Regions from separate parts of the Homo sapiens genome. Here region 2 is linked to region 1. A link is a loop called in an ENCODE intact Hi-C map of the cell type or tissue named here. Cell type or tissue: endothelial cell of umbilical vein. All regions are shown on one strand. Links, peaks and the distances in the headings refer to the core of each region. The heading gives the core; the rest is flanking DNA.

What was found. A loop is a pair of places that touch in the nucleus more often than their neighbours do. Peaks named below come from ENCODE experiments on the same cell type or tissue, not always from the same donor. Only the 100,000 strongest peaks of a DNase experiment are listed, where the experiment ranks them.
Region 2: it touches region 1 in a loop (2.9-fold over the local background); 7 of 110 quality-filtered maps call a loop at or near these places.

What each region holds. Positions count from the first base shown.
Region 1 is chr5:171,154,395-171,169,269 of GRCh38, reverse strand. The region is part of intron 14 of RANBP17 (RAN binding protein 17); the gene reads right to left. Among named protein-coding and RNA genes, the nearest start is that of TLX3, 150 kb to the left of the region's middle. In endothelial cell of umbilical vein, for the core only: a CTCF peak has its summit at 6,496; a DNase peak (open chromatin) is centred at 6,409; H3K27ac peaks cover 436 bases.
Region 2 is chr5:170,739,338-170,754,212 of GRCh38, reverse strand. It overlaps LOC107986473 (a long non-coding RNA gene), which reads left to right. Exons shown (of 3, transcript XR_007059044.1): 2 at 7,020-7,302; 3 at 8,102-8,841. It overlaps LOC107986474 (a long non-coding RNA gene), which reads left to right and starts at 1,807. Exons shown (of 2, transcript XR_001742977.2): 1 at 1,807-2,090; 2 at 2,456-2,814. RefSeq lists enhancers at 1,232-2,116, 2,117-3,001, 4,385-5,142, 8,181-8,940, 9,700-10,459 and 1 more. In endothelial cell of umbilical vein, for the core only: a CTCF peak has its summit at 9,550 (motif pointing left); DNase peaks (open chromatin) are centred at 8,362 and 9,532.

The DNA of each region.
Region 1 (14,875 bases), core at 5,248-7,747:
TGTGATTGTGTTCTCTCACTTTCTCCTAATCTGCCTATTTCTTATGTACAGCAACATAGCTTCTATTCCCTCTGTCTTTTGTTTTTTATATCTGAACACGAGCTTGATACACCACCATAGGTCATGAAGGTATCACAGGGGCAACACAAATCACCCAGAGGTATAGGGTCATAGAGGGGAGGAAAGCTGCCATTGTAGAAATTTCTTTTCTGGATTTTAAATACCATTTGAACCAGCAGGTTGTGTTCCAGGCTTTCAACCTGAGTCCTGTGTCTGGAAGCCTTCTCCTCAGGCTGATGGAGTGAATCAGAGGGAGAGAAAAAGAGGGAGAGGAGGAAGGGTTAGGTGTAGAGGGTGACAGAAGGCAGGAAGGGCTGAACGGTGGAGAGCAGAAGCTGGGGAAGAAAGAGAGAGAGAGAGAGAGAAACAGAGAGAGAGAAAGGAAGACTGAGATTCAAATTCCTGCTGCCTTACCTACTAACTTCTGAGCCCTACAGAAAAGCATTTCAGTGATTATATATCTGTGACTTTGCCCATGAGAGTAGGCCTTCATCTCTAACAAGATTAAAGTGACCATTGTTGCTTGTAAGATGTTTGGGGGAAAGAGGGAGCTAAGGAGGAGAGAGAATCTAAAGAAGTCAGTTACCAACAATCCTCAATAATCACAAACCTTTAAGCACAAAGAGGGCTCTAATGAAGAATGATATGTAGAACAGAAAGTTTCCCTAAGCTCACCATGATGCCAAACCTCTCTCGTATATAGAAGTATACAAATTGGGTCCCTTGGAAAACCTAGCATCGACATGATTAATGGCACACAAAGCATTTCACAACTTGGCCTCAGCCTACCTCAACTTCCACATTTCCCTCAACCTCAAGCCACAATAAAATGCTGATGGATCACTGAGACATCTCATGCAATTTCAGATTTTTATGTGTTCATGTGCTGGTCATTTTGCCTCAATCAGTCTTCTTCCTCTTTTTCCCCTCATACTCATTCAAAAGTCATCTCCTCTGAAGGCTTCCTAGGCACAGTGAGTTGAACTCTCCTTTATGTTCCCACAACGTCCAGTCCATTCCTCTGTCATGGCGCTTTTCACACTGTAACTGTTTGGATGTGAATCTCCCTCATGACACTGAGTGCTTCTTGAGGGGTGACACTATGCCTTATTCTTTGTGTCCCTACTATTGCACCTAGGGCAATATGTGTCAAGTGAATACTACGTGGCTTTAATGTGCAGTGGAAGGACACGGTCTGGATCTACTAGGACTATATTATAATGTGAATAGTTTTTACACAAAGAGAGAGAAACGACTTTTCCCATTAAGCACATATTGGATTCTACAGACAAAATACATAGAATCGTAAATTACAACAGAAAAAGAAAAGTAGCTAGAGAGAACAGCTTGAATATTTAGTAACTGATTATAGCAATTGTCTTTAATTTTATTTTAGTGGCACCCCTGTCAAGAGATCCTTAAAATAAGCCCAGTTTTATAAAATCAACTAACAGTAGGGATCAGACACCCTACTGTGTGCCCTGCTTTACCCACTTGCTCAGTTCCAGGGCCAGAGACTGTGTGCCCTTAACTCTGACTGGAATTTAAAAGGCACGTTTGTTTAACAAAGATGAAAATATGAATGAGTATGTTTAAACTAGCTTTACCACAACTCAAAGCACAAATTCTTTGATGGTACACAGGATCATTTATATAGATAAATGAAATTAATAATAAATTCCATGACATCCTGGTTTTGGAAAGGATGTGTCCATGGCATTATCTCAAATTACTTATTTTCTTCTTATTGTATTTACATCTTTACTGGTTAATTTTCTTGTTTTCGATAAATAACTACAGTGGACTTTCGTAAAATCAAATTTTACATTTTCAAGACATTATAAATGCCTTTTTTATGGCAAAACTCAGACATAATTTTTGTTTTAATCATTTTATTATGCATTTTAAAATGTGATTTTAAACATTTCAAACATTTTAACATTAAAAAATGTGCTTTCTAATTCAATGGGTCCTACAAGGAAGTTTTCCTACCGTGTCCCTGGCATTCAAAAGAGGAGGAAGCTAGGCAGGCAGGTCTGTTGTGTTCTGCTGTCAAAACAGTTTCTCAAAGCATCAGATCTGACCCAATAATATACTAGAAAAACAGTCAACATTGACACATGGCAGTGCTTTAATCCACAATTATCCTTGTAACTTGCACCATTCCTTTTATCATCCATTAGCTTTGATTCCCATTATCCCATCTAGAACTGTGTCAATGCTTTTGTCCTTGGGGATTTCTCTCCACTACTAGGATCTGACAGTCAAGCTTGAGTACTAAACAGGATCATTACCTCTTAAATCCACTTATCTGATCTACTGAATAGTAAATTGAAAAGCTCATTAAGAGCAACAATCTGATTTGTTTTCATGTGTGACAGGGTCATTTAAAATCAATGTATGATTACAGTGTTTCTTTTAAAAGACTGTTTCTCATTTTTCAAGGTACCTTATCATTCAGATAACATGCAGAAAACATGAAAATGTCTCCAAACATTTGAAATTTAATTATCCCTTTTAAACATGGATAATTTGGGAGTGAGAAGTAATTTGTTCAGTTAGGAAATACCTACAAAATCGTTTATCATCAAGCACAGGTCAATGAAAGTCTTCTACAGAAAAATCTTCTAACACAGTATTTAGAGTTTTTAACACTTTCTACAACTTGTATTATTTCAACCGAAATAATTTTTATGACACCAAGAAGAAACCATATTGCAGTATCTATTTTAAGGAAGTATATAGGAGTTACATAGGAATGCAAGAAAAGGAAAAAAAAAAAACTCACTTTCAGTCCACAGATTCCTTGTCTCTTATTTCAGAATGTATTAAGATAATCTCATCACAATGAAAAATGAGTCAAAATCTAAGAAATAAGAGACTAAACCTATCTGTGTGGTCATCCTTCAGAGAAGGATGGCCAATACAATGACACTGAATATATGGTTATGCCTTTGGTTATGAGTTTTATATAGTCAGAGATGCACATTCTGTAACCAAGGTTTTGCCTGTCTGAGCCCTCCTCCCTTCTTTCCTTCTTCTGCATTTCATAATATGCCTGCATAATAGACTGTAAGCTCCCTGAGAGCAGAAATGATGCTCTGTTTTTTTAAAATCTCACGTGCCTACTACTCAATAATGTTTCTTAAATGAATAAAAAGAATATATGGTTAAAATGTACATTTTGGTCAATCCCATTTCATATATGATTCTTTAACAAAGGAAAACGCATAAAAGGCATGTATTCTTCCCCCTGTGAAATAATATACCCCAAATCCTACCCATCTGGGATGAACACTGGTAAAATGTTGTCATTTTAAAAGGTGTGGTTTTAATGCTTAAATAATATTTCTGGAAGAAGCTCTCCCTATAAATTCAGTAAGAAGAGTCTTAATTTGAAACCTTGCCAGCCTGTTACGGGCACTTCTCAAAACATATAATAGAATATGATATTTTTGTAGTATTAATTTCCACACGAATACGTTTCCTCCACTATTTTCAGCATGTACTCCTGGAATGCAGGGGAAATGTCTATTTCTCTTTACATCTCCAGTGGTATATTGTCTTAGAACACTGTCGTGATAAACTTAGCAAGTAGAAAAAGCACAGACTTTGGTCCCAAAGATACTGCATTTGAATTCTATATCTGCCACTAACTAGGTGTTTCTTAAGGTCTCTGAATCTTGGTTTCTTACCCATAAAATAGTAATAATAATAATAATACCTACTTTAGGCTGGGCGCGGTGGCTCATGCCTATAATCCCAGCACTTTGGGAGGCCGAGGTGGGAGGATTGCTTGAGCTCAGGAGTTCGAGACCAGCCTGGGCAACACGGTGAAACCCCAAACTAAAATACAAAAAATTAGCCGAGCGTCGTGGCGTGTACCTGTAATCCCAGCTACTTGGGAGGCTGAGACAGGAGAATTGTTTGAACCTAGAAGGCGGAGGTTGCAGTGAGCCAAGATTGTGCCATTGCACTCCAGCCTGGGTGACAGAGCGAGACTCCATCTCAAAAAAAACAAAAAAACAAAAAAACCTACTTTATGGGCTTTTGATTAGATTAAATGATGATCCCGAACTCAGAGCTTGACATTTAATAGTTACTCAACAAATGCTGTTTCCCTGTACAACCTTTCATTGACCCTTCTGCACAGTAGGTGCTGAAGTGGTCAGGTAACACCTTTTGAAGAGAAGGCTCTTCACATGAAAAATAACAGAAAAAATCAGAAGGTGCTTTGAAGATTTTCACACAGCATAAAGACGGTTAAAACAAATAAACAAAATCTTATAATCTGTATCCATAACTCTTAAATCTTTACAAATATGTTCAATTAACACCTTCTAGTAACACTCAGAAATTGCATTTGTTAAAGGCATAAAGGAACTGCTTCAAAATTTCATGATACAAAATCAAATTCTTTCTACTTCTCAATGTGTATTGTCTTAGAAACTAGAAAAATTACCCATTTTAACCAGTTACCCATCTCTCTTGCTCCTGAAATATGGAAAGTGATTAGAAATGTAAGGAATTATCATTATTACAGATTTGAGAAGGCATGCTCTTAAAAAACTGTTTTAATATATTTGTTTTCTTAGCCGTATTTATTTTACTGCAAAGGTTCTTATAAATTTAAGAAAAGAGCATTTGGATAGTACATAATGCTTCAATGAGCCAATACATTCTCCAAATTCTCAACTCATCAAATGACAAATATTGCCTGTAGAATTTGCAAGTAGCTTAAAAGATGTTACATATGGTTTTAAAAAGGGAACTAGGTAAGAAAAACAGATGCGGACATAAACTACAAATAGCAACATAATTTTGAGTTGTACATTTAATAAAGAATAAAAAAAGCATGTGCCGAAATAATTTTTAAAATTTCTTTTACCAATCCTAATCCTTAGTCTTAGGTATCTGGAGCACTGTCTCTAACATTCTGGTTATAACTCTGAGGAAACTAATTATGTCAATCTTTAAATTTGGAGTAGATTACAGAACTGGGAAACCCAGAATATTAGTTCCTAAAGATTGTATGGATATATAATGACAGTCACAGAAATTCAATAACAGTCCTTTATGAAATGTACTCAAAAGCACCACATGAAACAAATTAAAAAGAACAACGAATCTCTCATTCTGTGCAAATAAGAAAATAAGAGAAAACACTGGTTCTATAGGTTTTCAAAAGAGTTTTTATAATGAATTAAGATTTTGGATAATGAATCTTCAGAAAATTATAGTAAGTTAATACCCTTAGGCCTTCTATAAGTGTTTAAGATGCTATAACTTCTCAAAGAGCTTTAGTGCATTGTTTAAGCAGGCTCAATGCAGAAAATTAACAGTGCAGTAGAAGTCAACAACAAAGTATTTTGCCATTGGATGACAAACCTTCTCTGAACCAATTTATTCTCAAAAACATATCAGGTAATACAAAAGTGATACCACAAAAGATCCCCCAAATATTACTGTGAATTTTCAAGTATTGTTTCAATCTATTGGAATGACTTATTAATGAAGGTTTTTAACTGGTTCTAAATTGGTAAAACAAAACCTGTCACTGGAAAGGATCCAATATAATGAAAGCATTAGTGTTCCTTAGGAAGAGAATTTAGGAACACAGTATGAAATCACTTACTATGAATAAGAAATCAATTTTCATATTTTTGTTTTAGGCTTCAAGTGCCTTTGAGGTCAATTCAGTGCTTTCTATAAGAAAGACCTCATCAATGTGAAAGGCATTAGTAGAGGAGGGAGGAGGAGAGGTGTAAGAAAGAATAGAGCATTTAATGACTTGGATCTAAACCATTTGGAACTAAAGGTACTTAGCTCTTTCATTAACATTTGAAGCAGGATAAAATATGATAATCACAATTAACTTATCACCATAACAAGAGAATTAATGGTACAAACATCATTGCTGTATATTAAATACACAAACTTAGTGACACTGAATAGATCCACATTAATCCTGGGTGACTAATTTTTCCATATCGTTTCAAATAACATCACTAAATATAAGCCTGAAATTAGACAGAAAAATCTTTTGCCAGAATTTGATTTTAAAACCATAATTTATGTTGGAAATCAAGTGGTAAAAGGTGAATAATCCTGCTTGCCTCATTCAGTTGAATAAGGAACAGCATCTGATAAAGAAAAACTGGTTATGGAAGTATAAAATACATCTGAATGTTAAACATTTATTTCAATTAGAATATCTGAACCCACCATCTGTGGTGGCCATCTTGCTAAGGGCACATGTACCTAACAAATCTCTTAAGAGGCATTCCCAGTCTGCTTGAATAAGCTATTGTATAAGAAAACTTGGAGTGACCACTTTGGCCTCACATTTCCTTCGCTCCACATCCTGTGGCACAAAGCATGAACTCAGCAGGCTGGGGTGCAGGGCTGCCTGCTGCCTTGTGATAATCCCCTCTCCCAGTAGGGGCCTCCACTGATGCATGGCTAAGAACATGCTTCCTCTTTTGCTTGCACCCCAGTGGGGTTTCCATTTCTAACTTGGGCCCAAATCCAGACTGCTAAGGAAGGTGGAAAAGTCAGAAAGCTCCAGATGCTGTCAGAGATATTTCTGAGTCAGTTTCTAAACAATAATTTATTAGAAAGAGTACAGGTATAATGTGAAAACCAGCAAGGCTGGTAATTTTGGAGAGATTCTTTTCCTCCCACCCCCAAGCAGATCTAGGGTCTAACTACCACCTGTTCAACAGAAGCTGGCTGTTTGCCTTACTTTCCTTCAGGGAGCCACTGACTAAGGATCTCCACCAGCATGAACCTAATGCCTCCCGACAGGCCTTCCCTAGCCAAGAGGGACCTGGGTTGAGTGCACCAGTTACTGGTCACAGGATATGCAGTCCACAGAAAGACTCCTGTGGTGCAACCAGCTGAAAGCCAACCAGAGAAAATGGAGAGTGTACATTTGTCCTGACACAGCTTTGCTCCTGTTGGCTGCCAATTCACTCCATGTCTGGGGCCAAGCTTCTGTTAAACTAGTCTTCTATGGATAAAGCCATGGTAAAGCCCTGGGTAAATATATTATCTCCCCAAGCCCATTCAAAAAGAAGCTAACTATGGCTATGGCACCAGATGCTTGGGAAGAAGGCTTAATTTTAGTAGAGGATTTTGGGACCATGGTTTGAAAGAGCATTTCAGACAGTTAAAGGAATATTTATAATTCTTTGCAATAGCAAGTTTATAAGATGACGATTAAATTTTAGGGCAAAGAAGCTGATGCTGGATGAAGTTTGTGAGAGGGTGATAGCAGAGGTGGGGAACTGGGAAGTAAAATATTTTGTTTAATCCCCCGTACCTCCTAAAGGTGTCAGCCAGAAACACATTCTGACACAAGGGATACATGTGCTCTAGACACTGTTCAATAACAGATGCTATTCAATGTAGCCAAATAAAACTTTCTTAAGTATTAATAACTGATTATAATTGGTTACTCAGCAATGTTAGCATCAAGAAATCTAGGATGCTTTTGTACTATGCAACCACATTAAATATAGGCTTTGCAGCTAATACTGCTTATTAGTGGACTACTAAACCTTTGGCTATAAAATATGAACATTGTAGAATTATATAATGCATAAAAAGGGAATGAAGACAATGCATGCCTACACTTAATCATTGTATGCATATGCCTGTTTTACTAATTAGAATCTGAGGCTGTAGTGAGACAAGCATAAAGATTGCTGGTCCACCATCATAACCAGCAACCCAACTCACCTTAACTATTTTCCAAGCCTTCTCTGGAACTCTGGGTACATCACTCCTCAGGCGTACAACCTAAAAAGCACAAAGTTTAGGGACCTGCCACCTGGCACCAGAAATAAGAGCAAAAGGCCTCCCCAATCTCAAATAAAAGGAGAAAGTGGCTGACAATCTTTGTGGTTGTTACTTATGATATTCTTGGGACTTTGATTTTATTCTGGAGCCCATGAGCAGAGACATGGTGAAGTCCTGTTCAAATTCTGGATGTGGTTATATGAATGACAATGGGATTGCTTCAGTGAGATAATTCCAGAAACCAGTTACTAAAAGCTAGCCCTAAAAAAGAATAAATCATAAATAATATTTGACAGAATGATTTTTAAGAATCTCAGCCGGGCGCGGTGGCTCACGCCTGTAATCCCAGCACTTTAGGAGGCCGAGATGGGTGGATCACCTGAGTTCCAGACTAGCCTGGCCAACAAGGTGAAACCCTGCTTCTACTTCTACTAAAAATACAAAAAATTAGCAGGGCGTGGTGGCACGCGCCTGTAATCTCAGCAACTTGGGAGGCTGAGGCAGGAGAATCACTTGAACCCAGGAGGCAGAGGTTGCAGTGAGCTGAGACTGCTCCATTGCATTCTAGCCTGGGCGACAAGAGTGAGACTTCATCTCAAAAAAAAAACCAAAAAGAATCTCTTAGTACTGTTTCCCATGAAGCACTTTCATTATAGAAGTGTGGCAACTGAGGCTAATGACTTAAGCAGGCAAAGTAACCTTCTGATTGGCAAAAGTACATCTTTTAACTAGGGTTACAAAGTATAATATCACAAAATAGGAGGTAATCTAGTGAAGTGGTTAGGAATAGATTCTGAAGCCCAAGACTAGTGAGATTCTGCCACTTACTAAGTAATTTTGAGCAAGTTGCTTACCCTTTAAACCTTAGTTTCCTCAAATATAAAAAGGATGAGAGTAGTACCTAATCTGTGGAATTTTTGAGATTAAAATGGTTAATTTATGTGAAGGACCTATAACAGTCCTGGTATACAGTAAAATTTTCATAAGTATTACCTATTATTTTTATTGGAATGTCTCTTTTCTTTGTGCTTTATCTGGACTAGATACTAGAAAACAGATATATGTTCTAAGTGGGTATGTGAGTAGCTTTAGTAGTAGTTAGAGGGGAGAGGGTCTTAATGAAAGGTAACATAACTTCTAATATTAAATAATGGGTCTAGTCTTTGAGTCTTGCAAAGAAATAAAGTAGTAAGAAAAGTGATAGAAAAAAAGTCAGGAGAAAAACAGAATGATCTGTGGTATTTGGTGTTATTTTATCTCAAGAACTTATCTGCATCACCTATATTGCCAGATTCAAAGCTTTCATCCTCATTTTTTGAGTCAATACAAGTTCCTGCTTCCTATCTCCAAGGTAAGTTTTCAACTCACTGAGTAAGTAGATGATCACTGTGTCCAATAAGTTATCAAAGTTTTCCCCATTCAGATCAATAGGTCCATCCAATTGTCCAAATTTTCTTCTTTTTTCTTTTTTTTTTTTTTTTTTTTTTTTGAGATGGAGTCTCACTCTGTCGCCCAGGCTGGAGTGGCATGATCCTGGCTCACCGCAAGCTCTGCCTCCCGGGTTCACATCATTCTCCCGCCTCAGCCTCCCGAGTAGCTGGGACCACAGGCGACTGCCACCACGCCCAGCTAAGTTTTTGTATTTTTTTAGTAGAGACGAGGATTCACCGTGTTAGCCAGGATGGTCTTGATCTCCTGACCTCGTGATCCACCTGCCTCAGCCTCCCAAAGTGCTGGGATTATAGGCGTGAGCCACTGTGCCCGGCCCAAATTTTCTTTACTAAATTAATGTACACAGACACGGGGGTCCAGAACACTATCATTAGTTTAAAATTATTAAGAGTTTTTAGGTGATGGGCTCCCAAGGGGCATTCTCTCACAGTGGGAACAGAAAGGGGCTACCTTTCAGAAATAAATATAATATTACTGATCTCTGACACTAGACTATTGGTTCTAGGTTGCTTCTCCTATTGTAGGACATAAAATATCAAGGATCTAGCTTAGTTCTTTTGTGACTGATGGCGAGCCAGGACTAGACATCCAATCTTCAGTTAAAGAAATGAGTCTTTTCCTTGGGAAGTAAAACAGCTAGTATGGAGATGAAACTTATGATATTGGCATTATCAGTCAACACACTCTGAAACTGATCATTCCTGGACTCATGCCTAAATACATACATAGCCAATGTGATACAGCGAAAAGCAAACTGGGTTCAGAGTAAGATGATCTGGTTGAAACCAAGGGCCTGCCACTAAACAAGCTTTTAATTCTGAAATTGTTTCATATTTCTGCAAAATGATATTCATGTATATTAAACAGAACATTGTTGAGAAGACTAAATGAGAAAATGTAATGAATAATTCAGCAAAGTGGTTAAATGCAAAGCAGAAACCCATTGCAGGTTAGATTAAGGTTGAAGATAAACTGCATTCTCAAGTGATATTTCCTAGATATTTCTCATTCTACATTACCTGAAAATACAGGATTCATAACTTACAACATGGATAATGTTTTAACCCCCAACACCTTAATCTTTAGGAAGGTTAGAGAGTATCATGTGTTAGGCAGCCGCACCTGCTGGAAAGTGTGGTATGACAGCCCATAGCTCATGAATGCAAATGACCAGATAAAAAGGGCAGGTGAGAACTGGCACCAACAAGCATGAAAACATTTCTAATGAGTCAGAAAAGTGGGCCAAGAGGGAGCAAGGAAGGAAGTGACCATGAAAATTGAGAGACAGAAATGGACAATAAATGGTCAAAGGCTTAAGAAAAAAAAAAAAGGTTACAACAAAACTTGAGAATTGCAATTCTCAGCAAATGGAAAGCCACCAGTACTAAGGTGTTTAGCACATTTCAAAATTTTCTATTATGTTATAATTTTTCTTGTTAAAAGTTTCCAACTAAACTTACTGGGCATAGGAGATTTTCCATGGAAATGCATTTCCAATTTTGTAATGGGTGTCAACCAGAAAATGCAATTCACATAGGAGAAACTTGTTTCAAAGCCAACTTGCTTAAACACATCTATTCAGTAAAGCAAGGGATACTGGCGCTGGGGAGCCACGCAAGGCCTAGGGGAAAACAAAATTCCAATAAGTATGCCAAATGTGCTTTTATATTTCAAGACTCCTTCAAAAGAAACATTATGGGGAGATAAAAATTAGGAAAACACTGAACTTAACTAATTTAAAATGTTGAAAAAATATTTTGCATTTATGTTTTATAACCAAGTGCTTTTCTCACATTTGTCCCAAGGCAGCAGATAAAGCACTATATTCACCATTGCTAATACTAGCAATTGGAACATGCTCTTTGGCAAGGCAGAAATAAGATAATTGTTCAACATAGGCTGGCTTTTCAGAAATACTGGAAGCATTGCCTGTAATTATAGACATCTGTCACTGCTAGCCACTCAGTACTAACCCTGACATCAATATACAACCATAGCACTAAACTGCCTGCAGGCATAGCAATGGAGACCAGATACGCTAGGCAGGCAATCATCTGCTTCATCCAAACTATCTGTCAAAGGTTCCCAACCACAAATAGCTCTTACATTTTGTATCCTTAGGATAATATGTTGATTTATTTTAGATTCTCTAATATTTACAGTCTAGACCATCTACTAAAATAAAGAAACAAAACTTATGGCTAATGGATGCAGTTACTGTTCACAGTCATCATAAAAGGTCATAGCTCAACCCTCAAATGTTAAAAATTGATGGCAGCTTTAACCATGCGCTATCATACAGATGTTTCCTTTTGTAGAGGCAATTATTTTCTAAGGCAATTCAATATGGTAAATACAATCTTTCATCAGCAAATATGTTGCCACATTGTTTTAGTAGAAATGCTCATATTTTAAAGCCCTTTTTAAGAAGTAAAGACAAGTTTCAATGTTCATCACTGAAGAGTCCAGATCATCAGTGTGGGTTTAGCTTTACATACAGTACCTTATTTGGCAATCCCTATATAAATGATGTAATATCAAAAACTAGGAAATGGTACTGAAGAATAAAATACTTAGTTAATGAATGAGTCAACTGACATAATCTTGCCGGGTGTAAAACTTACTGAAATATACATGCAGATGTACATTCATATTTTTTATAAGACACACTGTAGCTTTAAACATCACCCTCTGTTTTCTTTTAAACAGCCAGAGAAGCAAGCTGAAAATTATTAGACATTTAGACTAATTAGGAATAAACATTCACAATTATCATAATGTGTTACTAAAAACCCAGATATTTCTTGGTCTGATCACAACAGCCAATGCTGAAGAAAAACTATTAATTACTGACAGACAGTTAGCTTACAAGTGAGCTGCATTTTAAAAACCTCCTTTAAAATACAATTGCTAAATGCCTTACAGTGCTGTAATGTGAGACAGGTTCAAATCTTATTACTTCACTGAAATTAAAACCTAAGTTTTAATACTGTTCAAGTCGAACAATGATTCCACACTTTATTGCTTTTGAAATCCCTTGATGATCATAGGGAAAAATGCCCCGGAGAAAAAAAGACTGTTTTCGATAAACAGAAAATACAGTTTGCACTCTTAGCCTCTTTGTCATCACAAAAAAAGGATTTAATGCCAATTCTTTAAAAAAAGACTTTTTTTCCCACAAAATGTGCACCTTGTGTGCCATTTGTAAAATCAGTTCACTTTCTTTTATTTATTACTGCAGTGCGGCAAGGCAATAAAGAAGCTACCGATAGCTAATAAATTACATGCCTTTTAAAACAATTCTCTTGCTACAAAAACATGTAACTACAAAGGTTTACATTTACATGGTACATCATATGAAATGTCTATATTTGTGTCCTATTAACCATCTTGGCAAATTGTGGACTTTTACCAAATAGCTAATAGGAAAAAAAATATAGTGATCCACACATGTTCACATGACATAAAAGCCGTTCTAGAAAACTACTCATGTATTTGCACTTTACAAAAATACTCCAAAATTTATTTTAAAAACATCTAAATAAATTATTTCACACATCAAAATGGTACTCAAGGATCTTCTAATCAGGATTAAACTTTACTCAATTACTGAGAACTAAGAAAGTACCTTTTTCTTCTAATTTATGTTCCTAGTATCACATAGTCTTTTAAAAATCATAATTTTAGCAGTTACTTAAAATAAATTATATAGAAGGTAAGATCACTGGAATGTAACCCAGAATGTGCCAATTCTGATTCTTAATGAATATAATATAGTACTTGTAGAAAGATATAGAAACTAGGTAATTTCGGAAACATTAAGGAACATCCGCTTATAATCTTTCTTTTGAAAGAATATTATCTTCACATATCCATAAGAATTGCTTTTAAAATCTTAATGAAAGTAAGCTATTTTGTGTCTCTGCTTTGTCTATGTACAAATGAATTCTGAAATAACTATACTCCAATTTACAGGATTAAGTTGTTAAATTAATCAGGGCATTTTCTTAATGCTTTCATGCTCCAATCTTATGATGAGAATGTATTTATGAGGTAGTGTATTGCCTTTTATTATTAATTTCCTCCATTTCCTGTAATAGCTATCATAGCTGTGGCTCTTTTGTGCATGATTCATACTTACAAAATTTCAACTTTGTTAATTATGCATGATGAACAATGCTTCAATGTTCAAAGCACAAACAACTTTGTTTCATTTCATCTTTACTTCAAGATGACAATCCACTATACAAATGAATGAAAATTTTATATTCTGTAGCACTCGATTTCTCCATTCAAATCTACTTTTTCTCTTTTCTTTTAAAATCAGTTTGATTAGGAATTTGTGGGAGTTATCTTTTTTGAAGGGTTCACGGAAATAAGTTTATTTCATTTTCACAGATTATGGAATTAGGGGAATTATTATCATCATAAATCATAATTGTATAACATCAATGTATGTGGAGAACTCTGCTATATTTCATAACTTATTTTTGCTTCTTTTTTAATAGTAAATGCTCATTTGCTGAAATCATCATTGCCTTTTCCCACACTGTAGTTGATATTAAATGATATTATTCTCAAATAGTGATCAAGAAAAATAACTGACAAAATATCCACTTTCTCTATGGCTACTTTCTCTACCTCCTACATCTCATTCATAAAATTTTATTTTAAATCTTTAATTACTTGGATTATCCTCTTTTTGGCTGGGGGAAGGCTAATTGTATTCTCCCTCTTGCATCGCTAAGAATGTACAATCAAAATAGGCACAGCTAGGTATCATTAACTCCATATATATACATATATGTGTATATGTGTGTGTGTGTGTGTGTACATATATATATATATATATATATATATTTTTTTTTTTTTTTTTCTAGATGGAGTATCACTCTGTCGCCCAGGCTGGAGTGCAGTGGCGTGATTTCAGCTCACTGCAACCTCTGCCTCCCGGGTTCAAGCCATTCTCCTGTCTCAGCCTCCCGAGTAGCTGGGATTACAGGTGCCCCGCCACCATGCCCGGCTAATTTTTCGTATTTTTAGTAGAGACAGGGTTTCATTATGTTGGCCAGGCTAGTCTCAAAACGCCTGACCTCAGGTGCTCCACGTGCCTCGGCCTCCCAAAGTGTAGGGATTACAGGCGTGAGCCACTGAGCCCAGCCTAACACAATACTTTAGATGGCAAAATCAAATAGTGGTTAGATTTCTTGAGGTTATACAGTTAAATGGTTTCCCCAACTTCCTGTTTTCACTGTTTGACAATGCTGTTTCTTAGCTGCTAGGGAAAAATATGTATTCACTGACATTTGTTCTAGTAAATCCAAAGTAAACACTATATTAAATGCTATTTCATTCAATATACATAAAATAATCTTGGCTGGGCATAGTAGCTCACACCTGTAATCCCAGCATTTTGGGAGGCCAAGGTGGGCAGATCATTTGAGGTCAGGAGTTCAAGACCAGCTTGGCCAACATGGGGAAACCCCGTCTCTGCTAAAAATACAAAAAAAATTAGCTGGGCATGGTGGCGCATGCCTGTAATCTCAGCTACTCAGGAGGC
Region 2 (14,875 bases), core at 8,232-10,731, 420 kb after region 1:
ATCCATCCATCCGTCCACTCATCCATCCATCCATCCATCCATCCATCCATCCATTCATCCATTCACCCACCCATCCATCCACCCATCCATCCATCCAGCCAGCCAGCAAATATTTATCAGTATCCATTCTGTGAAATACAAAGATAAATAAAAACATACTGGTTACCCTTAAGGAGCTTAAAGCATAGTAGGGAAGAAAGGCAATTAATAATGATTATAAATACTAGTTGAGCCTTGCTATGTTCAATGCATTTTTTGTTCCAGTTCCCCAAACCCTTATTCCCATGGGGTGGCACAAAGAGGGCCAGGTGTCATCTGTACCTGCTGTGGGTTGCGTTATGGGAGAGGAGCCCTAAGCCTAGGGAACCCAGATATTTCATAATGGAGAGTAAGCCTACCTGCTCTTTACATTGAAGGGAGACACTATATCTTCTGAGGCTATTTGCTTTGCAAACATTCTTGAAAAGATTGTAACCAAAGCAGTGTCTCTGCTCAGAAGACGTGCAGAAACACAAAAGACTCTTGGAAAAATGCTTCCCAACAATGAGAGGCTTTATTTTTTAGGATGACAGTGTTTTGGAAACAGTGAGAAACAGATACTGAGAGAAGTCCCTAGCCTGGGTACCCAGAGAGCCTTTTACCTTCCTCTGGTAGGACTCAATCCTGGTGTTGGTTACCCTAGACCAGGCCAGTGAAACAGGTAAGTCCAGAAGAGGGAACAGGGGTGGCAGCATTGGATACTCTCTCTCCTACTGGTGAATCAAATGCTTTACTTTATGAAAAACATGGATTCATCCTATTAGCATGTTGGAGCAAGTATCTAAATAGAAAAATAGTCCACCCTGGGGAGGCATGTGGGGTAGAGCAGGGTATATTGTCTACATTTCAATGTGATGATCTCAGGGAAGCAAGGACATTAAAATCTGTTGAGGATCTATAATGTACCCGGTGGTGCAATCATTTCTACAAACTTCATTTCATTTAATCTCATAGGAACTTTTTTTTGTTGTGGCAAAATACACATAACATAAAATTTACCATTGAAATCATATTAAAGTGTACAATTCAGTGGCATTAAGTCCATTCATGAGGTTGTGCAACCATCACCATGATCTTGTGTGAGAACATTTTCATCACCCCAAACCAGAAACCCTGTACCCATGAAGCAGGTACTCCACATTCCTCCTGCCCCAGCCCTGGAAACCATTCATCTGTTTCTGTCTCTGTGGCTTTGTCTGTTCTGAATAGTCACCATCATCTTTGATAGAGATCCTGTTATTCCCAGTTTACAGATGAGGAAGCTGCAGCTCGGAGGAGCTCACCTCCTGTCCAAGCTTGCAGAGGTGGCAGGGGGTGGATGTGATGGGTCTGTATGAGCTCCCTAGGTGGACGAGGAAGGTCAGTCAGTCTTGTTGCCCTCACGTCACCTTCAGGAGCACACCCACTGTTACTGTGTTCAGGGAAGAGGAGAGGAAGTAGGACTCCTACCCACCGGGCATGAATCAGAGGGAGGCAGGAAGGAGAGGGGCTCCAGGTGGAGAGAGGGTCCAGGCTGTGGGTAGCAGAGGCTGGTCAGCAGCAGGGTCAGGCCCCACGGTGGTGAGAGGCTCTCTCTTGCTAGAGTGGTGCCTGGGGCAGGGCAGCACTGCTGCAGCGGGAGCTTCTAGTGCAGCGGGCTTTGGCCCACATGCCCCCATTTAACAGCTTTGTTTACTTGGGTGGGTCCCCCAAGCAGACGCTCTGGGAAGGCAGCCAGTTCAGGTTTCTTTTTCTTCAGGGAAACCAGACCTGTCTTTGGCTGAAAGTCTCTCTGGTGTGCTGCCAACACCTCCAGGCTGTCTGGGGGGCTGAGTGCCTGAGTGAGAGTTGATGAATGGCCTCAGGTCAGAGACATCTGCCAACGAGTGAGCTGAGGGAGCCTTTTGTTCATTTCCTGGGAACCTGCGGGAAGTTGGGGCAGGGCGCTGCCCACCCAGTGCAGGCTGGGCCCTCAACATTCCCTTCTCCATGAGCCTCACAGGGTCACTTTCTGGGCCTTTACTCAAGCTGCTGGAACTCAGGGAGCCCCTTTACTTGCTTGGGGGTGCATGGTAGGTGTTTGGGGGTGTTCCTTCACAGATTCTTAAAACTCAAGAGGCTCACAGTCTCTCCTCTGTGGAATGTGGGCCTCCTCCTACCCTCAATCTACCTGGGAAGCAGAGTGGGGAGGAAAATGTGGGCCCGTCCCGGGTGTCCTAACTCATCCTCTGTAGAGGGACCCTCCTCCTTGAGTATCTCTCTCACCCAGGGTGTGGCATCCCTTGGTCCCGAGGGTCCTCAGAGGGTTAAAGCGTTGAACAAAAAGAGCCCTTCCAGATGGGCTGTGCCGTAGCAGCTGTCGTGAAGGGCCCCGCCAGCCCCCGTGGGCCTCTGGACACAATCATGACTGTATCTGGCTGTGTCTGACTCCAATCAGATGAGCTTCGACGTGAGGCATGTGGCTTCCTTCCGGCAATGAACTGTCTGGGGTGAATGTGACCCCCACAGATGTCTGTCTGCCTGCCTCCCTCTCACCTGGCATCTCTGGAAGGAATTTCTAATAGCAGCCTGACCCCATGGGTGAGTGTGCTCCTGGGGGTCAGGACGGTGATCTTACAGAACCTAATGAGGGGGCAGGTGGGCACGGGAAACAGCTGGATGCCTGCAAAGATGATCCTGGGATGAGTACCCTATTCTCACTTGGCATAGCAGGCACAGAGGCAGAGCAGCCCTGGTTCACCCAACCCTGCCACAGGCAGCCATGTAAACTTGAATAAATAAATCCCTTTGCCTCAATGAGCCCTTTCTCATCTGTAAAAGGGGATAATATGTTGCTGAGTTGCCGTGGGTCTTAAATGAGAGAATGCATGTGAAATACCTGGAAAATACATAAGAAATATAAGTAGTTATTCCAGAATAACTAATAATAATACTAAATAATATTGACCTTTCCATCCGACACCAGCTTATTCTGAAAGAATAAACAGGTTTACTCAGGGCGCAGTACCTCTGGGCGAGTCCTGAGCCTGTCCCAGCCTTTCCTGGGCCGTTTCTCTGATGTGTCCCCTGGTCTGGCCTCTGTTTGACTCAGCAGGGGACACTGCACTCTGTGTTTCTGACTCCCAGACCTCTCTCTGGGAAGAAGCCCCTCAAGCGTACAGCTCTATCACTAAAGGCTGCAAGCTGCGTTTCCGATTTCTGAGCGAGCACAGCTGGCATCTGCTCTCCTTCTTGAGCCTGTTGGACTCCTCACCCTCTCTACTTAGCTACTTTTGCTTACAATGCTTGAGCATGGACATCTAATCCTTACTGTCTTGTGGCTCAGGAGGCAGAGTAGTAGCATGGTGCTACTAGTGTGCTTTGGACCTAGATGGATGGTTTGGGTTCAAGTGCTGGCTCCATCATCAGCTCACTCCACTGGTGACATGGGGCAAGTGTCTTCACCTCTCTGCCTTAATTTCACCCTTTCTGAGTTGTGGACATGATCATCTTTCCTATCTACTTCAGGGCTATGGGGAAGATGAGATGAGCTATAGACACACAGGACTCAGAACAGAGCAGGGAAGAGGGGAAGAGATTCATGGCTTTTAATTGTTAGCAAGACCTTAAATCCTATGGGTCTGCCTAGAAACCATCTGGGCTCTGGGCAAAGCCTGGGAGAGGGGGTAGACAGCTGTTCTAGTTCCTAGATATGAGAGCTAGAGCTAGGGTGACGGTAGGAGGGAGGAAGAAAATGAACATTTCTCGATGCCTGTTGGGTGTCAGCCTCCTAGGTGTTTGCCCTGTGTTTATTCCCTTCCCTTGGTGAGAACCCTCAAAGGATGGGGCAAAGGATGTGTTTTGACTCTACGGCCAAGGAGGAAGCCGGATAAGGCAGCTGAGACACCTTGCCCAGTCTCAGTTAGCACATCATGAGTCAGGGTTCAATACCAGGTGTGTCTAAAAAGCCCATTCTTCCCTCATTACCATTCACCTCTCCCTATTGGCTGAAACTGTCAGTTCTGAAACAGAAGGGGGACTGTTATTCCAGACCTATTCACTGTCTCCTTGTTTGGACATATTTTAAGAGCCGCCCTAAGCGATTATGTGACAACTTATAAAAACTAAATACAAGTTCCTCATCGCAAACGTTCCAAACTGCCCTGGCAGCTTTCAGGTCAACTTATTAACCTGCTGAGGGTGGTTCTGCCAGCAATCTGTCCCTCTGTTGACCTGGGGACTTGATTGCACATGTCTGTCATTTATGGCCACAACAAAGTTAGAAAGACTCGTGGCTGGCTCTATGACATTTGTCATTTAACATTAACTTGAGTTTTCATTAAAAAGTGTTCCTTTCACCAGAAAAAAAATGAAGACCGCTCTCCTTCATATTAAAAGCCATCTCGAACCTTCTTATGTTTTCTGGGACTTAGACATCTTCAAAAACAATGAATACTGCCATTTTCATGAATAGCAGTTCCCCAGGCTTGGGTAGACAAAAGCCTCCAGTAACTGAGGCTGTAGAAATGGAAGCTTGGAAGACAGGGAGCTGGCCCATGTGGTAAGTGGGAGATACTTCGGCTATGGAAATCCCAGGAGACGTGCAGCATGGGGCAGTCCAGGAAGGCAGCCCAAGTCAGCTCATCCCCGAGACATGAAGAGAGGAGTTAGGCGGCTGACACCGCAGTTATCAAGAGCAAGCTGCTCCTGTGAGTGGGGAATGAAATCTGGGGGGCAGAGGGATTCAGAGGAAGGTGGAGACTCAGACCCCTCCCTGGGGAGCTCTCTGGAGTAGGGCTGATGTCAGAGAATGGCACTGGAAAGAAAGCCTCTGTGTTTGGTTCCACCGGGTCAGGGGCGCTTCTTCTGGAGGAAGGCAGAGGAAGGCGAAAGCAACCTCTTATTGAAATGCGGAAACCTCCCCACGTGCTCATCAATTACCAGGCCAAAGTAGGTGGAAATAGCTCCCCTCGCCTTCCCTCTGCAAACCGTCATTCCCACCCTTCCTTCCTGGTCTGTGGACTGTCATCTCCAGACAAAAGAAGACGCAGCTAAGCGCAGCCCCTTCACACACCCAGGACACAACAGAGTGGGTGGCAAAAAAAGACGTGGCTCGGGGAGGGAGGGAGGAGAGGCAGCTGGCTGCCTCTGAGGCCACAGACAGAGGCCAGTGCTCCGTCCTCATCCTAGAATGCTGCAGCTGGGAAGGACCCCAGGGCCTAGTTGCACTCATCTGCCGGGGAACCAAGATCCAGAGGAGGAGATGTGAGCATACAGCCTAACGTAGGCTGAGCTGCACAATTTGTTCATTCAGCAGTGGAGCCAGTGTCTCTTGGAGCAAAGGTGGGAGCTAACCCTTGAGCAAATTTTCTTGGATCTTCTGCAGATATTTGCTTCTGAGGGAGGCAATTTTGGTGGCCTGGCTGAAATTGGCTTACAGTGCAAGAGAAATACCTCCTTTGGCTAAAACTACTTTTCTTTTCTTTCTTTTTTCATTTTTTTTTTTTGAGACAGAGTATCGCTCTGTCTCCCAGTCTGGAGTGCAATGGCACAATCTTGGCTCACTGCAACCTCCACCTCCAGGTATAAGTAATTCTCATGTGAAACACCCCTGAGTAGCTGGGATTATAGGTGCCTGCCACCACATCCAGCTAATTTTTGTATTTTTAGTAGAGACGGAGTTTCACCATGTTGGCCAGGCTGGTCTTGAACTCCTGGCCTCGAGGGATCCACTGGCCTTGGCCTCCCAAAGTGCTGAGATTACAGGCATGAGCCACCACGCCCGGCCTGAAACTACTTTCCTTTAGGTATATAAGGAAACACCAACTAAACCTCTACCAACAGACAAATCCATGAGTGGATGTGGTCGGTGGTGACTGTCCCAGCTCTTCCACTTAGGCTGTGCTCCCCGCATGTTCTGAGCAGGTTACATTGCGTCCTGACCACAGCTCAGTGCCGCAGGCATTGCTATCACTCCCCGTGCCAGTCAGGGCCCTTCAAGAGCAGATGCCAAGATGGGGTTAGATGTCCCCGAGATGTATCGGGCAGGAAGTCCATGAAGGTAAAAGCGGAGGGTCGGTGTGGGTCTGGCATCTGTAGAAGGAGAGACTGGGTAGAAAGAGCCACAGACAGCACTGCGGGGAACTACCCTCCACGAAGCAAGTTGCTTGTTGGAGGACTCGGTGTCCAGCAGGAGTGGCCTGGAACTAAAGCCCCCTGGTGGCCAGTCCCTTTCTGGGCACAGCCTGGGGGATTTGGTGGCCAGGCCCCTGCAGCAGCCATCCCAGCTCCCCTCCCTGGGGTGGAGTGGGGTGACCATAGGAACATCGTCACCCCTACTCTGAACGCTTACTCAAGACAAGGTCAGGCAGGTTCTCTTGAAGGAGGTCCGAACAGCATTTCTGTGGCTTACAGATTAGGAAACTGAGGCAGAGAGGTCCAAGTGTTTTGGTGGCTGCTGTTGTGAGGAGGCATACATGAGCCTTTGAAAGATTCTGAGATCATGGAACAAAAGGTTTTTGTCTCTTAGATCCAGATTTCAAATAATTCACAGTCTTTTCATTGTTGATGTGGCCTGGTTAATGTCACTACTCATTCTGATTGTCAACTTTCATTCCTGAAAGGCTGCTGGGTGACAGCAGGAATGCCTCTGCACTGTTGGCCCTGTGGGCATTGGATAAGCCTGGGTGCTGGGGCAGGCGCCAGGCCAGGTCCTGGGTGGCCTCTGTAGTGAAATGCAGCCCTGGTTACCTCCAGCCTCCATCTCTCCTGGGGAGATTAACATTATTGAATCTCTACAACATCCTAGAACACCCTAGACAGGAGGTCTTTTTTTTTTTTTTTTTTTTTTTTGAGACAGGGTCTCACTCTGTCATCCAGGCTGGAATGCAGTGGCAAAATCATGGCTCACTGCGGCCTTGAACCCCCGGGATCAAGCAATCCTCCAGCCTCAGCCTCCCAGGTAGCTGGATCAGCAGATGCGCACCACCGTGATCAGCTAATTTTCTTCATTTTTTTTGTAGAGTTGAGGTCTCACTAAGTTGCCCAGGCTGGTCTGGAACTCCTGGACTCGAGCAATCCCCCCGCCTTGGCCTCCCAAAGTGCTGGGCTTACAGACATGAGCCACCGTGTCCAGCTGACAGGAGGTCTTAACATCCTTGTTTTTCGGACGAGGAAACTGAGGCGTGGAGAGGTGGAGACTTACACAAGATCATAGAGCGAATAGAGGGCAGAGCTGGAGTCTGAAGTCAGTCTGACCGACCATGAAACTCACATGTCATCCTGACACCATTCCAATCCTGTGAGGTAAGGATTATCATCCCTGTTTCATAGATGAGGAGACAGGGGCTCAGAGAGGGGGACTTATGTTCTTGAGGTCACACAGCATGTCCATCGCAGCAGTGGGGCTGGAGCCCAGCTTCTCAGACTCCAAGGGCCCCAGGAAAACCTTTCATCCTGTTTCAGCCAAGCGACTGCACTCAGAGGAAGGCACAGGCCCTGGGATGACGGGAACCTTTTGTTCTCTGGTCCCTGATTCCTGACCCCAGTCCCCACCTCCAGCTCTGTGGAGCTGGCAGACGGAGGAACAAGGAGGGACATCCTGCCTTTCCTGCCCCTTTGTTCCATGGTCTGGGGCCCTGACTCTGCAATACCAGGGTGATCACTGAATCAAGAATTAGGAGGCTGGTCCACGTCTTTGTGTCACTCTCCTGACCTTGGGTCACTGATTTGTAAAGTGCGGAGGTGAGGATGCAGCGAGGGGAAGGCTTTGGCACCAGCTTGGGGTTGTAGAACCACATGGGGCAATGCGAGTATTATTATCTTTGTGTTGTCTTCCTCCTGCCCCATGGCCTGGCCTCAATGCATCTGCTTGTCTGCAGCCCCAACCAGCGTGGAAAGCCACCTGGCAGGCCGCTTCGGACCTGCAGTGGGCCCCCACCCCCCATGCCCCCCCATCCCCTCCGGTGGCTGGTCTGGCCTGATGGAGCATATTTCTCACAGCTCTCTTGCTCTCCAGCCCTCCCCTCACCGAGCACTCTGCCCCCACCCTGCTTAGGGGAGAGTCTGTGACCCCCAGAGCAGGCTTCTGTGCTTCATCCCCCAGGGGAAGATTCCAGAGCAGACAACTCAGCTGCCTTTGTGACTGAAACCGAGAGTAAATGAAGGAATATTTATGAAGTCTCTGCAACTTGCCAGGTGCTTTCACTATGCAACCCTCCCTGCAGCAGTCCCGAGAATGTGATCCTGAGTTTACTTCTGATGAAAGCAAGGCTCAGAGGGGCCACCTGCCTAAGGGCGTGCAGCTGGAATGCGGGGAGCCAGGACTCAAGCTCTGGTCTGTCTCATTCACTTGGAAGCCAGGCCCCTTTCCTCCCTCCCGCTCTGCGTGCAGGAGCTCCGTGGTGGGGCAGCTGCCCCGAGGGAAGGTCCTTCTGACCGCCAGTGTCTGTGGCTGGCTGTCCAGGAAGCAGAGCCAGGACTGGCAGCTTGGGCTCCGAGGACTGCCTCTTCCTCTTGGCTGCCAGGGAGTTTCCAATCATCAGAAGAAACAGACTCTGGGAACAGCTCTGCCACTTGTCCCAGCCCTGCCCCAGCCTCTGAGCAACTGGAGCCCAGATGCCCTGGCCCACCCTAAGCTATCCATAAGCACAGGTGGGCCTGAAGGAGGCTCCCTGCTGGGCGTGGGCGAGGGTCTTGGCCTTCTAGGTGGGACCCTGCCTGCCAGGGGACAGCCTCTTAGGTGGGTGGGAAAGAGCTCTGTACTTGGGGTCACAAATGTGGCTTCTGGCCCTGCTCCACCAAGGGCCAGTGCGTGATTTTAAATAGATCTCTTCGCCTCTCTGAGCCTTAGTTTCTTGGTCTATAAAAAAATGGGACCCTAACCTCTCCTCACTGCGGTGTGGGAGGGAAAATGAGTCAAGGCAAGAAAGTGCTGGAAACTGAAAGCCCTGGGCAGGACCTGCTCCATAATTTGCCAAGTTCAGGGCAAAAATGAAAAGGTGGGGCCGGGCGCCCTGGCTCACACCTGTAATCCCAGCACTTTGGGAGACTGAGGAAGGCAGATCACTTGAGGTCAGGAATTTGAGACTAGCTTGGCCAACATGGGGAAACCCTGTCTGTACAAAAAATACAAAAAATTAGCCAAGCGTGCTGGCGCGCCTGTAGTCCCAGCTTTGCAAGAGGCTGAGGTGGGAGGATGGCTTGAGCCTGGGAGGTGGAGGCTGCAATGAGCTATGACCGCGCCACTGTACTCCAGCCTGGGCGACAGAGCGAGACCCGTTCAAAAATACATAACAACATAGCATAACATATAAAATAAAATGTAAATCAAAAATAAAAATGAAAAAGTGGGTCCCCTTGTTCACAAATTGTGAATTTCAAGGCCGCGGTGGCGGAGCGTTAAACCAAGCTCAGGGTCGCACGCCCTGAAGCCGGCGCTGGGCTGGAGTCCGGAACTGTGGAGGGTCCCCGCGGAGCCGCCGCTTTGGCTCCCTGGCCCGGACCTGACATCCACGCGACGGATCCCGGCGCATTCGGCGAGGCGCCGGCTCCATCTAGCGGCTGATGGCGAACAGCACCTGCCGCTCACACGCTGGTGGGCCTGGGGGCGCCTCAGACTCACACCCGCGGCTCGGTTTTCATCCCTCTCCATCGGTTACCACGTTCTCTCCATGGTCCTCCAGGGTCTCTCACTTGCTCCTGCCCTGTCATGAGTACTTTGGTCTACTCATTCGCCCACTTCCCCTGTTTTCTCGGGTGGTCCAGGAGGGCGGTGCGGTTCCTTGAAGTTCCCACGGTCCCTCGCAAGCTGTTCTCTTGCGGTCTCTGGAGGCACCCTGCCTGCAGCCCCTTTCCAGCCTGCAGCGCCATCTCACGCACCACCCCCTCGGAGCTCTTCTGTGGCTCTCTGCCACCTGCCGGGCAGGCCCGTTTCCTTCGTCCGGCATCACACCCTGCCCATCCCATCCCTCCCGCCTGTCCCACCCTGCGGCGTCCCATTTCCGCGCCAACCCGGCTATCAGCCTTCAGCGTCCCTGGCAGCCTCTGCCCCATGCACACCACTCCCCTGAGCGAGACTTCCCTTCTCCTGCCCGCGTTTCCCCCGGCCCACCTCTGACAGGAAGCCTTCCAGGATTACCAGAACCCCCAGGGTTGTCCTCCCTTTGTGTGAACAGCAGGGGGGAGGTGTCGGAGACAAAACGCCTCTGTTGGAGTGGGAGGTAGCCAGAGTAGGGGCGCGTGTAGAATGGGCTTTGGGATTGGACCAGCTGACCTGAAACCTGTCTCCATCACTTCTGAGTCGGTTTCCTTGTGGATAAAGTGGGACATCAAATGAAATAGGATTTTTTTTCTTGGTGAGAATTAAATTAGATAATTTATATTAGGCATTCAGAGTGGTGTCTGGCTCATTATGAGCACCGAATAAACGTTGCTATGGTCATTATCATTATCATTATTAAGTTCTGAACCCATTAATTACTGGCAGTGCGACCTCGGGCTGGTGGTTTTACCTTATTGAGCTCTCCCTGTCTGGAAAAAGGGGAGTTTATTTCTATTTGTATATCAGAGGGTGGTTGTGTTAGTAAATTAGGTGCTGTTCTTCGGTGCTGACAGTAGAAGTTGCTCCAGAAATGCTGTCCCTCTCTCCACCCTGCTCTGACCACCCATCAGAGTGCCCTCGCACAGTTCCTTCTTGGTTATCTAGAATCATCTAATTTTGGTACAGATTTGTTTTTTTTTTGAGACAGAGTCTCACTCTGTCACCCAGCCTGGAATGCAGTGGTGAGATCATGGCTCACGACAGCCTTGAACTCCTGGGCTCAAGCGATCCTTCTGCCTCAGCCTCCCGAGTAGCTAGGACTACAGGTGCGCTCCACCACACCCCTAATTTTCTTCATTTTTTTGTCTCACTATGTTGCATAGGCTGGTCTAGAACTCCTGGGCTCAAGTGATCCTCTCATTGTGGCCTCCCAAAATGCTGGGATTATAGGCCGTGCCCAGCCTGATACAATTGTTAAACTTCTGTGTTTCTTCAACCAAACATTAACACCCTGAAGGACATATTTTGGTTTTAATGGGTATGTTAGTCAAGGTTCTCCAGGTAAACAGAACTAACAGGATGTGTGTGTGTGTGTGTGTGTGTGTGTGTGTGTGTGTGTGTGTGTGGAGAGAGACAGATGGACAGACAGACACATCCCCAGAATCATTTATTTATTTTTATTTTTTTGAGACGGAGCCTCGCTCTGTCACCCAGGCTGGAGTGCGGTGGCGTGATCTCGGCTCACTGCAAGCTCCACCTCCCAGGTTCACGCCATTCTCCTGCCTCAGCCTCCTGAGTAGCTGGGACTACAGGCGCCCGCCACCACGCCCAGCTATTTTTTTTTTGCATTTTTAGTAGAGACGGGGTTTCACCGTGTTAGCCAGGATGGTCTTGATCTCCTGACCTCGTGATCCGCCCGCCTTGGCCTCCCAAAGTGCTGGGATTACAGGTGTGAGCCACCGTGCCCGGCCAGACTGATTTATTTTAAGGAATGGGTTTATGTGATTGTGGGGACTGGCAAGTCTAAAATCGAGACCCAGGGAAGAGTTGATGTTGCCGTCCCGAATCGCGTGGCGGTCTGGAGGCAGTGTTCTCTCTTCCTTGGGGGACTTATGTTCTCTCAGTTGAGGCCTTCAACTGATTGGATGAGGCCCACCCACATTATGGAGGATAGCTTGCTGTACTCAAAGTCTACTGATTTAAATGTTAGTCTCAGCTGAAAAATACCTCCACAGCAATGCCAAACAGACTGATGTTTGACCAAAAACTGGTTACCATGGCCTTGCCAAGTTAACACATAAAATTCGCTATTACGGTGGGCTAGCATTTACTACATAAGGACTTTATCCCCTTTATTCATTCCTCCTCTGCCCCCCTTTCACCTCCCCGCTTCCTTCTTTCCTCCTTTTACTTTCTTTCTTGACCACAGCAAGTTTAGTGTTCTCTCTTGCTCTTCTGCTTAGAATCCACATTTGTCTGTCTTTCCCCGGCTCTCCCCCAGCACTTGCCTAGTCTGTGTCATTGTGAACAGTGAGGGGCTTTGACCCTCAGGTAGAGCAGGGAGCGGGTTGGGGTGGACTGCATACTCTTCGTTCTCAAACCCCTGCCTTAAAATCCTTGTCCCCCTTTAGGCGTTCTCATGGACACCAGCTGAATATAGTTCACACTGGAGGGAAGAGTGACACAGGATTGCAGACCTCTGTTTCTCGCCTGCACTAGTCTGGATAAGGGGTCCCGACTGGGCTTTGGGATGAGGGCAGAAGGGGTAGACTGGAGTTGGCAGGCTTCCTGCTGGGAGTAGAGAGTGATGAGATGTAGCTGGAGAAGCATGGCGGGGAATAAAGTGGCCAGAAGAAACACTAGAGGGTTAGACGACGGGGCTTATTAATGGAAAGTGTCAGGTTGCAAGTTACAGAAAGTTCAACTAGAATTGCCTTTAAAAAGTGAATTTCGGCCTGGAGTGGTGGCTCACGCCTGTAATCCTAACACTCTGGGAGGCCGAGGCAGTCAGATCACCTGAGGTCAGGAGTTCGAGGCCAGCCTGGCCAACATGGCGAAATCCTGTCTGTACTAAAAATACAAAAATTAGCTGGGTGTGGTGGCATGCACCTGTAATCCTAGCTACTTGGGGGGCTGAGGCAGGAGAATTGCTTGAACCTGGGAGGCGGAGGTTGCAGTGAGCCAAGATCGCACCACTGCACTCCAGCCTGGGCAATAGAACGAGACTCTGTCTCAAGAAAAAAAAAAAAAAAAAAAGAAAAGCAAATTTCTTGATATTTATGGATACGTGCAATGAACACTAGAAGTAAATGTAACTTCATATGAAGCTTGATCTGCAGTTCAATGACATCAGCAACCCATTCTTTCATCCCTCTGCCTTGAATCACTGTGGTCTCTTTACCTACATTTCTAGCTTGGCTTCCCTGCAGATTACAGAATGGTGGCCTATAGGTCCCAGGGCTCTGTGTTTTTCATTCATGTCAGGCAGGACAATGAGCAACTTTCATTGTTCTCAGTAAAAGCCCTAACATTCCATGCTATTTGCGTGAGTTTAGGTTTTAAGCCTATTCCTAAAATTTCACTGTGGCCAGAGGCATGGGAGGTAATGATTGGCTTAGTCTTGGTCCCTATGTTTTATTCTAGAACTGGGACCTGTAGCATATCATGGGTCTTCAGGATCCTACCCGGTGGGGCTGGCTGCCTCTCGGGCTCCCCCCAGTCTTCAAGTTCTGAGCTTTGTTGGTCCCCAGTAAGGCAATGGAGCAGACTGCAGGGCTAGCTGAAGTCTGCCAGTTAGGTTGAGCCTTATTTTGATGTGGAAGGACATGCTTATTTCAGCTCCTCTAAGAAACCCATATGGCCATCTTTGCACAAGTCCTTGGCATGATTCCTTTTACAGGAGGAATAATTTGGCTCAGATTTGTGGGTTTGTTTTCATTGCTTTTTACTAATAGTTTTCATAGCATCTGCTTCCTGACACCTTCTGGTGTTTGTATATCATCAGAGCTAGTTTTAGGAATAGGTGGAGAATGGTCTTTATGCTCTGTAAGAAATAAAGCTGGGCATGGATTTTGGAGCTTGGCAGACTTTTAAGCCCACTTCCTGCTGTGTATGTAATTCCTTCTATGACTCTGGGCATCATTTTTTCATCTGAAAAATAGGTGCCTAGGATACCTGCCCCGCAGGGTTGTCATGAGACTCAAAAAAGATGTTGTCCATGGAGAACCCCATGATCCAAATCATGTCAAGCTCAGTGGTCTGCTCTTCAGAGAAGACTTACTCTCCACCCGCAGCCACCCTGTATACTCTTTAGCATGCCACACATTTATGCATGCCATTTCATCTAAAATAATTTCATTTGTCATCAGTTTCCTCCTGCTAGAATATGAAGTTTATGAAAGCAGGACACATGTCTGTCTTATTCATCATAAGTTACTGTTGTGAGCAACTGGGGCTCAGTCCTACCAGGGAAGTCTAGGAGATGATATAGAAGAGACCTCAGAGTTCTTCCTGCTGAGAGGAGAAGGATCTGGGATATTTGTCCACCAAGTCCCATCGGTCATTGGCCAAGGGCTTCTTCTAGGAGGTGTTGATGACCTGATCCTTTGGACTGATATGTCCATGGCAGAATGGCCCTGTGTCTTAGTCCATTTGTGTAGCTATAAGGAATACCCAAGGCTGGGTAATTTATAAAGAAAAAAAGCCTAATTTGGCTCACGTTTCTGGTGGCTGGAAAGTTTGATTGGGCATCTGCATTTGGTGAGGGCTTCAGGCTGCTTCCACTCATAGTGGAAGGTGAAGGGGAGCTGGGTGTGCGCAGATCACACGGTGAGAGAGGAAGTGAGGAGTGGGGCGGAGGGGTGGTGGTGATGCCAGGCTCTTTAACAACCACTCTTGAAGGAATTAACAGAGTAAGAACTCACTCAGCCCCAAGAGAGGGCCTTCATCTAGTCCTGAGGGACCTGCCCCCATGACCCAAACACCTTATCTTAGGCCCCCTTTCAACATTGGACATAAATGTCAACATGAGGCTTAGAGACTCAAATACCCAAAACATAGCGGGCTGTCATGGACACACTCTGTGATGGTTAGAGTCACAGACAAAAACTCTCGGGTGATTGCACTTGGCAGCAGTTGAGTCTACCTGCAGGGTGATGGTGAGTACCAAGGGGATTGGGCAAAGTGTCCATAGCACCTGCTGCACAGTTGAGTCCCCATCAGCAGGCGTGATGGTGAGAATTTGTTGGATGGTTCAAGAGGAGCAGGATCCCTCCAAGAAGACAAGTGGGAGATGAGGCCAATACGCTCTCATTGCTGCAACGTGTCCTTTCCCTGCTC